Linked DNA regions of Homo sapiens: region 1 is linked to region 2. A link is an interaction called in ENCODE POLR2A ChIA-PET data of the cell type or tissue named here. Cell type or tissue: MCF 10A. All regions are shown on one strand. Links, peaks and the distances in the headings refer to the core of each region. The heading gives the core; the rest is flanking DNA.

Region 1 (6,822 bases), core at 2,667-5,166, 73 kb before region 2:
TTATCCTCCACGGACACTTTCCCCTAATAAATCTCTGGCATATCTAATCTCATCCTGGCATCTGCTTCTCCAATAAGGACTGATGCACTGAGGAAGAGAACCTACATGAGAACCTGAGCTCACACTAGTGCAAGGGGCCTGTAGCCTTTGGAGGACAGATCAGAGATCAGGCTGTCCTTTTTCCTGTGCTACCACCAATGGCCAAGGCACCATCATTGTCCACCATGATGACCTGATTCCCCTGCTGCCTCTCTTACTCCCGAGGGTGATTAAAACAAAGCATTAAATTAGGTAAGGTCCTCTCTCATCTACAGCTTCCCATCACTCTTGAAACATCATATGAATGCACCATAACTGACACAGGCCTCTTGGTCTGGATGCTGCTCCACCCTCCATCCTCATTCCTCCTGCCCTCCCTCTTCCTCACTTGGGCCTGCTTTGCCTTCAAATGCATGGATGCGCTCCCTCCTGGCAGTGTCAGTGTCCTGTTTCCTGATTCCTCTGATGAAGCCCCACCTCCTCCCATCTTCTCAGGACTGCTTATTGTCAGGGTCAGAGCCCAGATCCAACATCCCTGCCAGGGAGAGTCTCCCTAACCACTTTCCACAAAGCCCCTTGCTTCCAGCCATTCTTACCATGTTACCATTTAATTTTCTTCATGACAGTTTTTCTCCAATGCTATCTAGATTGCTGTTCTCCGCTAAAATTAAACAAAGCAGAAACTATGTTATCAGGAGCCCTGTCCTTCCATCGCCGAGGCCTGGGACAGTACCCACGCACAGCAAGAGCTCCATCAACATTTGTTAAATAAATGAGGTCTGGCAGAGTTTGACGGCAGGTTTATGATATAAGCTCTATCCTTTATCTTTGCTACACAATTTTCAGTAAATTCTGCATTGCTTTCTAATATTTTTACCATGAATATTTTGTTTGGGAGAATACAAATAAGTATACAGACATCATTCTAAAGTCAGCTCACAGGGAAACAAAGAATATGTGGGAACAGCTACATGTCAAGGTTAAAAATGCATGAGAAACTGGGAAACAATTGAAATAGCATTCCAGGAGGCAGTATTGCAGAATGAGGAAGATAGGAGTCCAATGGCTCCATTCAACTTTGAGGTCTACCACAACATAGTTGTGATTTTCAACTAGTTACTTCGTACCTCTTAGCACACATTTCTTAACAGGCAAGATGAGAACAATATATGCTTTGCCTACTCTAGAGGGTGATTATGAAAGTTTTTGAGAAAGTGTCTACAACTCTGCAGAAGGCGAAAATTTTGGACAGCAGAGTTTTCCAAAGAGTCAATTTTGGGCTATTTAAAAGACCTTTTATGTAAAATGACCCCCTTGACCATGATCATGACCTTTTATTTTCATAAATAATGGTGATGTTACATATAACTTTTTCTCTCTCAAATACCATTATCTGGCAAAATACAAAGTCAGACATTTTTTGATAATTTTACTAGTCTGTGAAACCTAAAAATTTGGGATCCACCTTGTGAAAAATCTTAGAAAGCTATAAAAATGTAAAAAACTGTGTTGTTCCAATTTTCTTAAGAGGAGAATACTTCCTTAACAAACTCCTGTTTACGGAAAGAAAGGTTTGCTCAGTGCACAGAAATATAAATGTCTTTACACTCTCCTGGACTTGTGTGATTTATGAGGAGGAAGATGAGAGAAGGAGAGGAACCTAGATAGGTAATTGGTTCTTCACGTCCCTTGGAAACTACTGGAAGGCATTAGAAAATTTTCAAGTCCTATCCCTTAGAAGCCCAGAGTTTCATAGTCACAAAGTAAACCCTCCAGGTGAAACCTGCCTTTATTTGCCATGCTTTCATTTTCATTTCGCTAGTCATGTGCCTTACCCTACAAAGTGAAGGCAGAATATTTGTTGCTCCGTTGATTGACATCTGTGATTCTGTTGTAGAAACAGAATGTTTGTTGAATGTGGAAATAAATGCCACCCTCTCTTATACAAACATTTAGAAAGGAAATACAGTAAATCCTTTTAAATATTGTTTGTTAAGCATCCTTTTAAAGTGCTGTTTCAGTGAAGAAAAACTTTACTTAATCATCTGCTTATCATTCACCACACAAAGGCCTCTTTTGTAATGGCATGCATGGAAAAGTTTGATAACTTATTAAAAATGCCCTATGGAGGAAAAAAGGTTAATAAATATATAACTTTAGCAGGTCAGACACTGCCCTATGGCCAAAATGTTTGGTATTCAAAAGAAAATGCCAGCATCTTGCTACTCAGACTTCTGAGCAAGAATGGCAATAATGAGTTCAACTCTTCTATAAACACACAGCATTCACATTGTGTAGATGAACTCAGCAAAGTTTACATTTATACATGACAATAACCCTAAAGTCCTTGAAACGTGCCCTAATAACACATGCAACATTAAAAATAGGAGAAAATTTAGAAAGTATCTAACCAACCTCCTTGTTTTAAGAATCTGGGGGGCTGGGTGACATAGTTAAAAGTATCTGGGCTTAGAGCCAGCCAGACAGATCTGCCCCAAGCTTGTCTCTGCCATTTGCTAGCTATAAGGTCCTTAAGCGACATTCACCACTTACCACCACCCACCCCTACCTCCTCATCAGTGAAGGGAGGATAATAATAGTCAGAGATCATCTAAGTCACAGATATGTGGCTTTTGCAAAGTTACCAAATTAGTTTAACCTTCAGAACCCAAATTAGGAAGCAAGTATGGATGTTGTTTCCCTGCACGATTAGCACATAATCAACGAGCAAATATCTTGTGCATATGGCTACTGAATAGAGGACATGAGGGGCGGGGGGTCATAAAGGCCCAGCCATTTTGCAGGATGTGTGGCAATTCTGATGCACATACTTGCTGTGGTTTGAATGTATCCCCCAAAAGTTCATGTGATGGAAACAGCTCCCCTCTGGGTGGGCCAAGGCTTTGCCAAGCCTCCATTTTCGTTCAGTTTCTCCCACAGCTGAATCCTGCTTCCATTCACAAGTATTAATTCCTTATAAATGCCTTAAACCCGATACAACAGTGTTTGGAGGTGGAGCCTAATAAAAGATAATTGGGTCACAAGGGCAGAGCTTGCATGAATGGATCAATGTTGTTATCCTGGGAGTGGGTTGATATAAAGCGAGTCCAGCCTCTGGTACCTCTCTCTATGGTGAGTGTTCGCTTCTACCTTCCACCTTTTAGCCATGAGATGGCTCACCAGATGCTAGTGCCTTGCTCTTGGGCTTCCCATTCTCCAGAACCATGAGCTGAATAAACTTCTGTTCTATATAAATTCCCCAGCTGGTGTTCTTCTGTTATAGCCACAGAAAATAGGCTAAGACAGTATTCTTTCCAGCGCTCCCCTCTGGGTGGGCCAAGACTTTGCCAAGCCTCCATTTTGGTTCAGTTTCTCCCACAGCTGAGTCCTTCTTCCATTCGCAGGTATTAATTCCTTATAAATATCTTGTACCACAAACTCTGTCTCAGCATCTTCTTGCTAAAAAGTATGGGTTGGCACTTTGCCTCAGTTTCTTTCAGACAGTGAACATAGTGCTAAACAGGAGGGTCTTAGGCCAACCAACTTGAAATCAAACTGTAACTTATATCTCAATCTTTCCTTCCAATCTCATTCTTTAACCCTCCCTATCAGCATCTGATTCAAGCAACATGGGTTTGTTCACCTCCCACCTTTAAAACCCACTGCTCTGCTGTCTGGGAGAAATGTTTTCTTCATCACTCTCTGCCTAAACTTGATTAATCAGGCTAAGCAATGTACCACAGCACTTATTTAGTGTTGATTTTGGCAGAGATGAATTTCTTCTTCTATGAAGTACTATGAATTTGCAAACACAGATTTAAACCACAGCCAAGCCCTAAACCAGCTAAGCCTGCAGTACGGTGGACTAGACTCAACAGGATTACAGAACAAGGCAATTCCAGGCCACTTCTGGGCCTGCCTGTAACCTGAGAAGGCTTGAGATATCTGTCACAGCTTCCTGTCTTCTCAATTAGTCATTCATTCAAATAATATTTATGGAGCACTGTCCTAAGAACTGGGGATGTATCATTGAATAAAACAATCATGTTCTCTGTCTTCCGAGCTTACAGTCTATGGTTAGAGACAAAAATCCAGCAAAGAAGCAATTAACCATAATTAGCCATGCAGGATACTAACAGAATGCAGTGACGGAAAAATGAAGGTGATAAGTGGGAATCTATTAATACTTAGCTATCAGGGAAGTCTTCTCTAGAAAAAGACTAAGTTGGGCCTGAAAAATAAGAAAACACAAGCCATGGGAGAGTCAGGAAAGAGCATTCGAGGCAGAGAGGCTACATCAAATCATTCTTTGTTTACTGAACAAGTAAGTTACTTCTGAGCTAAGCATTAAAATACAGGAGGGAAGAAAACTAACTTCTAAACAAGTGAATAAAGTATCATACTCCCTTGAGGCCAGGTGCGGTGGCTCATACCTGTAATCCCAGCACTTTGGGAGGCTGAGGAGGGTGGATCACCTGAGGTCAGGAGTTCGAGACCAGCCAGACCAATATGGTGAAACCTCGTCTCTACTAAAAATACAAAATTAGCCAGTTGTTGTGGTGCATGCCTGTAATCCCAGCTACTTGGGAGGCTGAGGTGGGAGGATTGCTTGAACCTGGGAGGCGGAGGTTGCAGTGAGCCAAGATTGTGCCACTGCACTCCAGCCTGGGGGACAGAGCAAGACTCCATCTCAAAATAAAATAAAATAATGAAGTATCATACTCGAAAGAAAGAGAGAGAGAAAGAAGGAAAGAAAGAAAGGAAGGAAGGAAGGAAGAAGAAAAGGAAAGGAAAAGAAAGAAAGGTTGTTTTGTTTTGGTCTACAATTGATTCTTGTATACTAAAAAAAATTTTTTTAAATAATCTCTTACAGAGTCTCCACCTGACTGCATTGCTTCATGGCACTGTGCTTTTGGACATTTGATATCCTTCAGCTAGAATATATTTCTTCATTGTCCATTCACAGGAGCCTTCCTTTCTTAAAGACTCAATGTAAGCATCTCCTCCTTTTTAAGTAGCATTTTTTAAATTGACATATACTTCACAGGACATAAAATCCACCATCTTAAAGCAAGTTCACTCTGTTGTACAACCATCACCACTATCTAACTCCAGAACATTTTCATCACCCCAAAAAGGACACTAGGACCTGTCAGCAATTAGTCCCAATTCACCTCTATTCCCATGCCCTGGCAACCACTAATCTACTTTCTATCTCTATAAATTTGGCTATTTTGGACATTTAATACAAATGTAATCATAAAATATGTGTCCTTTTTTGTCTGACTCCTTTCATTTAGTGTAATATTTTCAAGTTTTATTCATGTAGCATGTATCAGTACTTTACTCCTTTTTATGATTAAATAACATCCCATTGTATGGATTTCATTTTATTTATTCATTAGCTGATGGGCATTTAGGTTACTTTCACTTTTGGCTATTGTGAATAATGCTGCTGTGAACGTTTGTGTAAAAGTTTTTCTGTGAATACTTTTTTTTTTTTTTGAGACGGAGTCTTGCTCTGTCTCCCAGGCTGGAGTGCAGTGGTGAGATCTTGGCTCCCCGAGTAGCTGGGACCACAGGCGCCCGCCACCACGCCCGGATAATTTTTTGTATTTTTAGTAGAGATGGGGTTTCACCGTGTTAGCCAGGATGGTCTCGATATCCCGACCTCGTGATCCACCCGCCTCGGCCTCCCAAAGTGCTGGGATTACAGGCGTGAGCCACTGCGCCCGACTGCTTGTTTTCATTCTCTCAGGTATATATTTAGGAGTGGAATTGCCGGGTCATATGGTAATTCTATGTTTAACTTTTTGAGGAACAGCCAAGCTGTTTTTCACAGGGGCTGTACCATTTTACAGTCCTACCTGCAATGTATGAATATTCCAATTTGTCCACATCCTCGCCAACACTTGTTATTGTCCTTTTAAAAATTATTATTATTATTATTATTATAGCTATCCTAGTGGGTATGAAGTGATGTAGCATCATAATGACTAATTATGTTGATCACCTTTCATGTGCTTGTCAGTCATTTGTATAGTATATATTCTTTGGAGAAATGTCCATTTAAGTACTTTGCTGATTTTAATTGGGTTGTCTTTCTGTTTTTGAGTTGGAAGAGTTGTTGATGTATTCTGGATACTATAGATACTATACTCTTATGAGATGTATAATTTGCAAATACTTTTTCCCATTCTATGAGTTGTCTTCTCACTTTCTTGACAGTGTCCTTTGACACACAAAATTTTTTAATTTTGATGAAGCCCAATTTTTATATATAAAAATTTATATATAAAAATTGTGCTTTGTCAATTTTATATATAAATATACTAAGATAAATAAATATAAAGAAATATATTTTATACACACACATATTTTTAATTGCTTGTGTGTTTGGTGTCTTATCTAAAAAACCATTTGCTAATCCCAGGTCTTAAAGATTTCCATTTATATTTCTTCGAAGAGTTTTATAGCTTTTGCTCTTATGAGTCTTTGATCTTTTGAGTTTTATATACAGGGTGAGAACAGAGTGCTAATTTATTTTTTTGCATGTGGATATTCAGTGGTCTCAGCGCTATTTGTCGAAAAGACTATTTCTTCCTTCTCATTAAATTCTTTCAGCACCCTTGTCAAAATCAATTGACCATAAACATGTGGTTTATGTGTGGACTCGCAGTTCTATTCCATTGGTCTATATTTCTATCTGTATGACAGTAGCACGCTGTATTGATAGTAAGTTTTAAATTGGGAAGTGTGAGTTCTCCAACTTTGCTCTTATTT
Region 2 (6,822 bases), core at 1,790-4,289:
GACAGATATCCATGACAAAGGAAAACAGGAGAATTACCTAATTGAATAGGAAAACTACAGATGACAAGTTATTCAGCAACATTAGGCCTTTCAAACAGAAGAAAGCGCAAACAACTTTCCTCCCAGCCTAGACAGGAGGAGATCTATGAAGGAATAAGCACCTATCAGAGAAATACTTTCGTGATTTGGGTCCTGAGTCTGCCATAAATAGCTGTGCTGACTTTGGCAACACAGCTCTCTTCCCAGGTTCTTACTTTTCTCATCTGTAATAGGAGTGAGGGTTTGGGTTAACTCTTCAGGTACTGTGGAGGGTATGCTGACATTCAGTGCCAGCATCAGCCCACAGTACCCTCCTACCACGTGTGGTTTGTGAGATGACTGTGTGTTAGACAAGAAAGCGTTTTTATTTTAATAATTATGCTTATATTTTAATGTGCTATAAAAAGTAAACTAGCACATCAACTCCTAATCCCATGGCTATTTTCATTTATAGTGAGGCTGAATTTAAGGTTAAAGTAAATCTACTTCTTTTAAATTAAGTAAACATAATATATCTATGGCAGGTTAAAAAATATTATATAAGTAATGTACAAATAATAACCAGGGCTTGAGAAATAAGATCCAGAGCAGTAATTCTCACCTTTTAATGTACATAATGAGTCAGTGTGGGTTTTATTAAAATGAAGATTCTGGTTTAGGAAGTCCAGGATGAGGCTGAGATTCTGCTTTTCTAACAAGCTTCCAGTGGATGTGCTGCTGCTGCTTTGGCAACCACATTTTGAGTAGCCAGGAGACTGAATAGTGCAGAATGTGGGTAGTTTAGGCTACCCATAACCTAAACATCAACTAGAGAATCTGATTAAAATGCAGATTCTCAGGTTTGAAGCCAAGAAATTCTGATTCGCCGGGGTGGGGGAAGAGCCCAGGATTTCATATATTTAATAGGCATTCCCAGGAGTTTCAGATGCAGATGATTTGAGAACCACACTGGCAGGAAGGACACCCTCAGGGATTGTGATGGCCACAGCACAGCAGTGGAACTACATTGTTTGCCTTCACTCTAAGGAAAGGAGCCTTTTTCCACCTGACTTACAGCAGAAGAATCTTGCGAAAAAAATTTTTTTTTTTTTTTGAGACAGGGTCTCACTATTGCCCAGGCAGGAGTGCAGTGGTGTGATCTCAGCTCACTGCAACCTCCACCTTCCAGGTTCAAGCGATAATCCTGCCTGAAGCCTCCCGAGTAGCTGGGATTACAGGCAAGCACCACCGCACACAGCTAATGTTTGTATTTTTAGTAGAGACAGGGTTTCACCATGTTGCCCAGGCTGGTCTGGAACTCCTGAGCTCAGGTGATCCACTTGCCTCGGCCTCCCAAAGTGGTGGGATTACAGGCATGAGCCACCATGCCTGGCCAGAAAATTTGTTTTATAACCATGTGATTACTCATCTGTACTCATCAGGAGCACAGAAATACATTCAGAGATAGGCATCATTGAGCTGCCTAACTCTGGAAGCTGTGGGGCCCAGGGCCCATCCCTATGGGGTGTGGCCCAAATTAGTCACCCTGTGCTGTTTTTGTCACAGGAGAAATTAATGTCAGTGAAACCTAGATGAGCTTTTAGTCTATTTTTAAAAAGGAATGACAATACTAATGATCAACAACAACAACAAAAAGGGATATATAAGCTATATATCAAGAAGAATTCTAAGTCCGGGTGCATGGCTCATGCCTGTAATCCCAGCACTTTGGGAGGCTGAGGTGGGTGGATCACTTCAGGTCAGGAGTTCGAGACCAGCCTGGCCAACATGGTGAAACCCTGTCTCTACTAAAAATACAAAAATTAGCTAGGTGTGGTGGTGCATGCCTGTAATCGCAGCTACTCGGGAAGCTGAGGCAGGAGTATTGCTTGAACCTGGGAGGTGGAGGTTGCAGTGAGCTGAGATCACGTGACTGCACTCCAGCCTGGGCCACATAGCGAGAATCCCACCTCAAAAAAAAAAAAAAATTATAAGGACAGGGTCTTCTGCTCTGGAAATGTTAGAATCTTAAAGTTGGAAGGGCTCTTATTTCACTAGATTTTTGACAGAAATAAAAGACAAAAAAAATAAGGTAGCTGTGAGGAGTACCTTGAAAGGTACATCAGAGGGCCCTAACTGCCTTGGCTGCCTGGTGGGGTACAAAGCTGTATGGATGAGTTCACCTTTTTCATGCCACTGGCCATCATTTGTCATGACTCGACACAGCACTGTCCAACCTGTCCTGAGGTCTGTGTTCCTCAAACAGTGACCAACACTACCTCCTTCACTCACACCCCAAGTTCAGGGTTCAGAGCCTTTAATGTGGTTGGTGTACGGCTTTTCATTTATTTTAAAATTTTTTATAATTATTTTCTCTAACTCTTATCATTCAATATTTATTAGTTGGCCTTCTATATGAAAGAGTGGCTTAACCCCTCTATTTATTCATTCATTTATTTACAGCAGTATAGACTCATGAATTTATATTGTATTCAATAGCTTCAAATCTATTCTAATTTTGAAGTTTGTAATATACTATAATATAAAGTAATCGGGTAGAATTCTTACTGTTAAACTACTCTTTAAAGAAATCCATTACACAGTTTTAACTGCATTTGCAAATCCCTGGTTGTAGTCATTACTAATCCACTTTATAGTTTCAAAAGAGGTCTTCGGGGGAGCATATTTGCGAAGTGCACCCACCGTCGTTGCCTTATTCTGGTAGTCACAGGGTGACAGCCGAGGGAGCGGTAACCTGTAATCAGCCGGCGGTGCGCAGCCCACACAGCACGTGGTCCGCATCACAGGCTGCGTTATTGAGTGAGCCAGTCTCCAGATGCCAGGCGCATGACGAGTCCACGGAGCGGGACCTCCCTCCCCACGCATCCCGGGCTCCCGGGGCGGGGCCGCCGGGCAGGGGGGCGGGGAGCATCCTGCGTCGCCTTCCCGGGACCGCCCCGCCCCGTCGCACTCAGAGAGCTGGGCTGGAGCTCCAAGCGGAAACCGCGGGAGCCGAGCCCAGCTAGGAATGCAGACCTCCTGAAAACCAAGCCGAGGACTGCGGGGTCCGGTGTCCACGCAGAGTGAGTACTGTCTTCCGCCGCTTTGCTCCAGGCCGCGCGTGCTCCCGGGTCTAGGGCCTGTGCCCCCGGCTACCTGCCCTGCGTGTCCGGGGCCTGGTCCCTGCAGCGGACTCCCCAGGCTCGGGACGTGCGCTTTTCCTACTATCGCGACCCTGGCGATACCGTGCGTTCTGAGTTTAACTGTGTTTCTTGGCGACTCCTCCTCCTTGTCGGTAACACTGTTACTGCCCCTTCCGCCGGGAAATGTATCTGGTGACCGGACGCGTAGGGTTACAAAACAAGGGATTTGTGTGGCCCGGTACAAGTGGCCCGAGACAAGTGGCCCGAGACAAGTGGCCCAAAAGAAGGAAAGCAGCAGCTATGTCAGTTTGGTTTGGCACCTTTATCTCTAGGGTTGGAGATAGATCTCCTCCTCCCCAGCCGTGCCGCCACCCTGTGATGACCTCCGTTTTAGAGCGTGAGCTCACTCTGACCTTTCTGCGTACCTGATACATGCTGGGTGTGGCGTGGCAAGTGTTGTAACCTGTTTCGGTTCCATTTCCTTTACACAACCTGAGACGGTTGTAGAATAACATCACTGAGGGTTACTTTGTGTCTATCTTTTAAGAATACAAAGTGTTTTCACAGAGATTTAACTTTCTCTTCTGTATGGTTAGGGACCCGGCATTCTCCACTTACACACAGGCAGGGGGAAGTTCTTTATTCCCATTGTACAGCTTCAGAAAATGAGGCAGAGAGTTTAGACAGCTTCCCTAAGGATCGGGACTTTGGGGCCTCTCTAGTTTTCTAGGAAACCACCTATGCATCAGAATGACAGAAATGCTTAATCAGCAGCTCTGGAAAGTTCCTGCTGTTTCACATGTTTTTCAGAGGAAAAACCTCTGCATTGCAGGGAAGCTCAACAAGGAGTGGCATCTACTGTTCAAAAGGGGAAAGTCTATTTCCTAATCAGCACTAGAGTTTATATTAATATAGATTGCTTCTTTCTGATGAATGTATTCGACTTTTGTGCACTGATTTTTCAGTATCTAAAAGGAATATTGAGTTGTTGGGAATATGCTGGGGAGGGTGTGCTGCTTGGGTTCTAGGAGGCAGTATAGGATTAAAATGAAGTAGTGAAATTTAGCAAAATCTTGCTGAACAAGGAAAGGCCACACCTGTAGACTGATGGAGAAGGAATAAGCCACCTATAGCAATGAGGCTGACTAGGGATCCCGTGTGTGTGCAGCAAGGACTCCTGGTGTCTATTACGAATCAGCATGCTTTGTAGACTGTGAAACAGTGTTTATGAAGCAGCACATTCAAGTATAAATATTGGCTGTGGTTCAGTTCAGATGCTTTGAAAGAAGAGTCCGAATGCCAGAGAGTAGTTGATTATATAGAATTAGTGGGGAGTTTTGGTTCCTTGATTATTCTCTGGCAGAATTGACTAAGTATAACATCTGTACTGCAATGAAAACATAAAAGCTAGTACGTAAAGTAACAGTTTGAAAGAATGAAACCAGAAAGAAAAAGAAAGCATTTTCTTTTCATTTGAATAACTTCTGAAAATCAGCTGAGTATTTATGTTTCTATTCATTGTTTATAATCACAGTTAACTTTAAGTGATCACTACTTCTTAGGTGGAAACATTTACTTTTTCTCAAAATATGAACTGTCTTAATTAGTCCTATTCAAATAAAAACTCCATAACCCATATTCTTCTATGTTCATATATATCTTTGTATCTCCTCTTTCATTATACCTTATAATTCCCTCAATTTGGAGATCATACGAATCTGGGATATCTGTTTTAGCATTGGTGTGTCTAACCTCATAAGAACATATCGCATAGTTTTTCTGATACATAGAATTAGCAATCTGCTTACTAGAAAATTACAGGAGGTCTTCATGAACATTGCATTTAATTTTTTCTCTATGGACGCTCTTGACTTAAAAATGTCATCTTAATGTTTCTCAAAAGGCATAGTCTTGGCATTTTGGGTGACAATTCTGAATTAGATAGAGCTCTTTGCTCGCACTGAATGTCAGAGCGTGACCGAAAGCACTTTCATGCATTTAAATGAACTTTGGTTGGGTACTACATCCAATTTTTTAAAATTGAATAAAACATATTAAAAAGGGCTAGGGACGGTGGCTCATGCCTGTAATCTCAGCACTTTAGAAGGCCAAGGAGGGAGGATCGCTTGAGGCCAGGAGTTTGAGACCAGCCTGAGCAACATAGCAAGACCCTGTCTCTACAAAAAATTTAAAAATTAGGGCATGGTGGCGTGCACCTATGTGGCCCCAGCTACTTGGGAGGCTAAGGTGGAAGGATCAGTTGAGCCTGGGAGGTTAAATTGTAGTGAGCTGTGATTGTGCTGCTGCACTCCAGCCTGACACAGCGATGAGACTCTGTGTCAAAAAAATATATATATAAAGAAAAAAAAGAAAAAAAAAGAATTGAGCCATACCATTTTGATGGAAAGCCATAAAAATAATTAGTCAATGATTTCCAATTTTTAAGGCCACTTTACATCTCCTAAGACTTGATGGCTTCTGGACAAATCTGTTTATTTGAACATTGCGATTTGGGCAGAAACTGTGTAATCAATCATACCGTTAGCAAGGTGACATTGTTGGACCCATGTGCTATAGTACTCTATTGTCTACCCTAAGCAATAATAATGGATTATTAGAAGGTGACTGTAATAGGTTCTAGTAAAAGAATAGATGAGCATAATCTGTATTAGAACATAGTATTAATAGTTCTAATATTAATATTTATATTAATAGTTCTAATAATAGTTCTAATGTGGCTATAACACATTAATAGTAACAGCTACATTTACTGAAAACACTATATTCTAAGCACATACGGAGCCCTTATGTGCTGTGATGATAATGTAGCTATGACGTAGAAACTCCTGTTATGCTCGTTTTACAGATTAAGAAAATAAAAACTGCCATACTATATTGTTTTTCAGGACATATTTAACAGCTTGCCATGAACACTTTTCAAAGAATGAGCTTCAGTGCATGAAAAGTTATCACACACTAAATTCGCATTTTGCTACAGTGATTTCCTCTCTCAGAATGCAAACTTTTACTATACCATGAGCCCCTTAAAGACAGAATCCCCTATAGCATCTACTTCATGTCTTCCACATAGTAATTGCTCAATATTTATTGGATTGGAAAAAAGATTAGTTTTATCGTAATATGAATAGAGCCCTAAGATGCTGTTACATTAATATAGATTATTCCTGGTTAGGTAGAAATGATAAAATAATATTCATTTTTATTCTCTAGGATTTACAAGTAGAGTTTTTGAAGTTTAATATCTCTTTGTGCTTTGGCTAAAGATTATAGAGTGGATAATCAAAAAATATATGAGCAAGGAACCCTTTTTTCTTTCTTTATTTTTTCCCTGGAGTTTCTGCAATTGGCCAGACGTGATGCTAGGCATACAGAGGTATGGCCCATATAACAAATATAAAGAGCAATGTAAAAAGTGTTAAATGGCAGTGCTGTCACGATACTGTAAAAGCGGAGTGAAAGGTTAAAGGAAGAGGGTTGAGGTTAAGCTTGGGAGCCTGTTTTTCTGGGAATATACAGTAGAAATATGATTTCTTTAAAGGAAATCTGCAACCAGGAGGCAAGGCTAAAGCAGAAAATGCCAACAGCTGCAGATCCTAATGACTGAGATGTTATTCTGGTGGAGCACAGTCAGTTAAAGGCA

Evidence for each region. Peaks named below come from ENCODE experiments on the same cell type or tissue, not always from the same donor. Only the 100,000 strongest peaks of a DNase experiment are listed, where the experiment ranks them.
Region 1: POLR2A ChIA-PET joins it to region 2 with 28 read pairs; 3 of 35 experiments call an interaction of 5 or more read pairs at or near these places.

Annotation. Positions count from the first base shown.
Region 1 is chr5:96,626,055-96,632,876 of GRCh38, forward strand. It overlaps LOC101929710 (a long non-coding RNA gene), which reads left to right. Exons shown (of 5, transcript NR_130776.1): 5 at 4,913-5,031. It also overlaps a transcript of CAST not described here. Among named protein-coding and RNA genes, the nearest start is that of CAST, 33 kb to the right of the region's middle. In MCF 10A, for the core only: no CTCF peak of the experiment used is centred there; a DNase peak (open chromatin) is centred at 3,927.
Region 2 is chr5:96,699,815-96,706,636 of GRCh38, forward strand. All of the region lies in intron 3 of CAST (calpastatin), which reads left to right. It overlaps LOC107986363 (a long non-coding RNA gene), which reads left to right and starts at 5,531. Exons shown (of 2, transcript XR_001742454.2): 1 at 5,531-6,822. RefSeq lists a silencer at 2,862-2,991 and an enhancer at 3,231-3,730. In MCF 10A, for the core only: no CTCF peak of the experiment used is centred there; DNase peaks (open chromatin) are centred at 2,897, 3,297 and 3,597.